2 separate regions of the Homo sapiens genome follow, and region 2 is linked to region 1. A link is a loop called in an ENCODE intact Hi-C map of the cell type or tissue named here. Cell type or tissue: endothelial cell of umbilical vein. All regions are shown on one strand. Region 1 has its middle 1.4 kb from the start of NPAS2. Region 2 has its middle 53 kb from the start of NPAS2.

Region 1 (2,500 bases):
TCCCCTCGCCTGCCTCCGCCTGCGGGGTCTCTCCTGGCCCCGACCCAGCCTGGGACAAGCACCCCGCGCGCGCCGCAGGCAGACGGACCCCCGGCCCCCTAGACCCCCGGCTTCCCTGGGCGGCGCAGACACCCGCGAGTCCCCAGGCCGCCGCAGCCTCTGCTGGGCTGCCAGGGACGCGCGGCGGGGTCGGGCCTGGGGCGCAGGGTCGGGGTTGGGCGCCGGGGCTGGGGGAGGGGGGGGTTGTGCTTCCAGGTGAGCCGGCCCAGAGGAGAGGCAAGTGGACTAGAGGCTGCCAGCCGAGGTCCCATTAAAGTTGTCACTCGGGGGGAACAAGGAATCTGCCGCCCCCGCCTAGTGTAGACCCTCGCAGTGCGGGCCGCCACCCTGCTGTCCCGCGCAGGGGATGAAGGGGGACGAGCACGCGACTGTCACCCCCTCCACACTGTCCTCCAGGGGCAGGGTTGCGCGCAGGTCTCGACCCAGGGCACAAAGCGCGTCTCTGCGGGGACCACTGCGATTTCTCAATGAGCGGCGGGGGTGCGGCCCGGGGGCAGGTGGGAGGCGGGGGTCGGGGAAGATGCGGGCGAGCGGTGGTCGGCGGAGGACAGCAGCGACTGCTGGGGAGGAATAACCAGTGCCTGTCCTAAGGCGAACGTAGCTGGTCCGGAAAATGGGTCAAGGATGGAAAGGAACCGGCTAATTGCCCCCCTCCCCGGCAGGGGCACGTGGGGTGTGGGGCTGCGGCCAGGAGCGGGCACTTGGAGCTCCACTCTGCCTCTCCCTCCCCTCCTCCGCTGCCCTCCTCTCCTTTTGCACCAGTGCAGGAAATGTTCCACTGACCTACATATTTTTCCAAACATACGTGACCTTTTTTTTTTTTTCCTCTGTGGGAGGAGACAGGCGAGAATCCAAGAAAAAGAAGCTGGAGAGAGAGGCGCGCGCGAGAAACAGGGAGGATTTTACCAAGGTTCCCGCAAACGCCAAGCGGAGGGAGGCAGAGGTACAGGAATAATCCCCGGGTGCCGGGGCTGCTGTCTGATGCCCTTCGGGGCTCCAAGACAGAGCCGGTGAAAACCGGAGACCGTGTGCCCCGCCGAGGTCCGGAAACGTGGCCGGTTTCCCCTTCACCTGGGCGGCGGCGTTCACAGCGGGGAGGCGCCTGGGTGGAAGCCCGGGAGAGGGGAAAGGTCCCCCTGCCCGCTCCCACGAGGTCTCCGCTCCCCTGGCCTAGGTGCCTGGCCTGGCGCAGCGCTCCGAGCGTGGCAGCCTTTTCCGGACGTCTCTCCGTCCCTCTTACATTCCGGCAAGTGGCCCTGGAAGGAAAGCGCCCCCGCTGGCCCTTTTCTGTCATACTCGATTTTGTGGCCAGAAGGGGTCTCCTAGGGCCTTTGCCCCAAGCGCGCCAGGCCCCCGCGGTGGACTGGGGGTCGCCCCGGACGCTGTTCCTCTCGCTGTCTCGTCCTCTCCCTCGAGTTTGAGACGTGCCCTCTCCCTCGCAGATCCGACCAGCAGCGCCTTATTTGGGCATGCAACCCCACACCGTCAATTAGATCAAAACGCTCACACAGAGCTCCTTTTTACCCCCCCTGTAAAGTAGGTCATTCTCTTTATTTCCCACTTGTATTATTTGTGTCTAATTCTCCTCCTGAAAAATAATCAGCTGCAAGGAGCTTTGAGCATCCTAAGAGCAGCTGTTATTCTCAGGCTTGCTTCTGACTTGGAGGGCTTTTCAAGAAAGAGGAGGAGGCATTTGGCCTGTCATGATTTTGAAGTCCCTCCCTTTCCAAAAGAAGAAACTTTTGTTTGATGGATTTTATTTTGCTTTGTTTTTCTACCCCGTCCTTTTCCTCCAGGCAAGTAGGTTTCACCCCGCCTTTAGAGCGTGGCCATGACTAATATTACTAAAGGATGAAATTGTGTACTTCTAACCGGTTTTAAAGCATTATTTAAAGTCACCTCCCTTCCTTTTTTGCTTTGGAAGAGATTCCAACTCCCTTTTCCTACTCCCTTTTGGGAACTTGTTGAACAATCATTAAATTTTCTTTTAGGAAACCTGGAATGTCCTGTAGTAGTAACTCATCAAATAATTCTGCAGTACAAAAAGTGTTTTTGCTGTGGTCTCTTTTTCTCTGTTGTCCAGTAGATGCCCCTACTAAATGTGGTTTCTGCCTTTTTAGTCCTGGAGATGACGTGTATGTGGTTGTCGTATTTATTCCAAACTCCATCCCGTGTCCTAATGTTAATCTCACCCAGATGGGAAGGATACCTCTAAGATAGGCCACATATCCTATCTGACCATAAGGCAGAGTGGATTCTGCATCACAGAAGCCAGTTAGACTAGGCCCTTTCCCCCACATGCGGAAGAGAGCTACGGAGGAGAGTTGACCCCATGTTCATTCTATGCATTTGACGGTTGAGTTCCTTTTACTGACATCTGTTGAAGGCTTGCCATGAGTCAGGCTGGGCTTGGCCTGTGAGGGATCAAGGGAACATTAAG
Region 2 (2,500 bases), 51 kb after region 1:
GGTCCTCCCTGAGCATTGTGATGGAGGATCCTCTACCCTGTGCAAAGAAGTCAGCCAGAGTTTAGATTCTGGAGCAGTGTATTCAATTTGGGTAACGTCAGAAGCCAAAGAACAGACTGCCATTCGGGAGAGAAGGACCAGGAAGCCAGGTGCAGGGTTATTGGCCTCTGCTTTGCCTGTGGCTGGCTTACTGGGGGAGCTGCCTGAATTGTCCCTTGAGTCTGTGGTCTGAGATATCAGCTGAAAGGCCGCCTGCCCATTTCTCTGCCACCAGGAAGTTCTGGGGCCCAGACTTTGGCCCCTTCTGAAGCTCTCTCCTCTAAAGGAACCCAGCTGAAGCTTTGATTGCTACTTCACTGTTTAATATTTCCTTTTTATTCTCCCCTGGCTTCTAGCACCCAGTGACTAGCAATGGAGAAGGGAGGTGCTATGGAATTATAAGGGCTCATTTTGATTATCTTTTAAAGTATTGCTTTCAAACTTTAAAAAGAAGAGAGAAAACATCCACTGTATAGCAACCTGTCAAGCAGCTTGCGCCCAGGACAATGGTTATGGCACCTCAGCCCATTCATGAGCCCTGAGGCTCCCGGTGAATTCACAAGGCCATGTTTACTGACACACAGGAAGGGAGTTTAGGCTCCATTGCCTCACCTACTACTCACTGTCTATTTAAACTTTCTGAGTCTTAGTTTCTTCAGCTACAAAACGAAAATCAAAACACATAGCCCACAGCTTTATCAGGTAGAATATGACATTTTAAAGTGCTATGAAACTACAAATAATCATTCAAATGCAAACAAGAGCTTGTTCTTATAACAAAGATCATAAAGCGCTTGTATTTGGCTATACAAAGATCATATAGTCCTTCTTCTTATAACAAAGATCATACAGACCTTGTGTGTGGAGATCTGATACTAAAATCCATATGTTGAATACTGACCATCCTCTGCCAAGGCTCAGAATTCTATTGAGCCTATACTAAGGAAATTCTACAGAGCTTGTCATCCAACTGGCATTTAAAGGGTCACCTTCTTCCCTCTGTAATTGTTGGCAAGTCATATCCAGGGACTGTCATGCTACATTCATTTATTCCACAAATATTATGACTCACTTGCTCTGCAGTCCCGTGGATTTGATTTTATAGGGTAAGCAGAGCTCATTAACCCCTTTGTAAAACTTCCAGGAAGGAAGTGCAGTGAGGCTCTGCAGAGTCTTATTTATTCCAGCATCTCTAGCACCCAGCACACATGTCTGACAAATAGCAGATGCCTAGGAATCTGATGGATGAAAGGATAAGTCAAAGTACTGGAATGCACTGGCTTCTTCCATTGTCTCTGTAGGATGTTTTCCAAGAGTCTACAACTGCCTTTCATTTCTTTAAAATAGGAAGACAGATTATACCTTGTCACCAATGGAAATCAGTGAAAGTTAAACCGTGGGGCATGTAGGCTTTCAAAGGACAGGGTAGCTAGTTATTACGGGAAAGGTTTAAGACAACAACAAGAGCCACCCTGAAAAGTCTTGGCTTGCTTTCCATTCCCAGGATCAAGTCAGTGATGAATGACCATGTTCTAAACGAAGGCTGCTGCCTGTATGGTAATTCTTGCATCTGAGCAGAGGTGCTTTCCACAATATGCAGGAGTATCTGGGACTGCCCAGGGGAAGCAGAGACCTTCTGGAGGGCCTGCAGCTTTGAGTCCCCAGGGAGTAGGTTGTGATGAGGAGTGAGAGGACCCAGACATTTCTATTCTAGGGACAGCAAAGGCCAGTGCCCAGTCCTACTGTGAGGATAGGATTCCCTGCAGTAATAATTGTGTGGTAATGATTCACTGATGGAATCAATGTGGAGTCAGTCCAATCTCAAAACATTTTTGCACCTAACCTGTTAAGGACTTAGAAATCTATTCTTGTACTTGCAGGATATCCAAGGTCTTTCTCTCCCTTGTGTCTTCCTTTCCTTCTTTAACCAGGATTCCTTTTTCTCAGGGTTTCAATGTCGCTCATTGGTGGCCCTTATTCTGAGCCAGGTGCTGAGCAAACAGAGATGTAGGAAGCAGAGTCCTGTTCTCGATGGGCCTCCAGTGCAGTCAGGGAGGAACTCTTCATGGATAATTACTCTCCAAGCATGAGAGGGTAGGCATCCTAAAGCTGATTTGCACAATGCGTTGGGCAGGGAGTAGTTTATGTATGCTAGACTCAAGGGAAAGAGGGTGGCCTCCCAAAGACGACAGCCCCTGAGCAGGGCTTAGCAATCCGCCACGGAGATAGAGGCTGGGCATTCCAGGTTGAGGAAGGTCATGAGCAAATGTGGAGGGGGAAAAATTGAGAAGCCCAGACTAGAGCCAATGGGTGAATGCGAATAGCACAGGGAGAGGCAAAGCTTCTTGTGTCCAGAAGAGCAGATATTCCTTACCTGTTCTGCTCAGGACCTCAAATTTTATTCTGTAGGCAATGGGGACTCACCAAAGGTTTTTAAGAAGGAGAAAATTATAACCAGGTC

Evidence for each region. A loop is a pair of places that touch in the nucleus more often than their neighbours do. Peaks named below come from ENCODE experiments on the same cell type or tissue, not always from the same donor. Only the 100,000 strongest peaks of a DNase experiment are listed, where the experiment ranks them.
Region 2: a loop joins it to region 1, with 3 times the contacts of the local background. A loop is called at or near these places in 22 of 110 quality-filtered maps.

The regions. Positions count from the first base shown.
Region 1 is chr2:100,817,535-100,820,034 of GRCh38, reverse strand. It overlaps a transcript of NPAS2 not described here. Among named protein-coding and RNA genes, the nearest start is that of NPAS2, 1.4 kb to the left of the region's middle. In endothelial cell of umbilical vein, CTCF peaks have their summits at 1,146 and 1,352 (motif pointing right); DNase peaks (open chromatin) are centred at 844, 1,314 and 1,524; H3K4me3 peaks cover 1,559 bases; H3K27ac peaks cover 1,449 bases.
Region 2 is chr2:100,766,101-100,768,600 of GRCh38, reverse strand. No RefSeq gene overlaps it. Among named protein-coding and RNA genes, the nearest start is that of NPAS2, 53 kb to the left of the region's middle. In endothelial cell of umbilical vein, no CTCF peak of the experiment used is centred here; a DNase peak (open chromatin) is centred at 1,120; H3K27ac peaks cover 1,755 bases.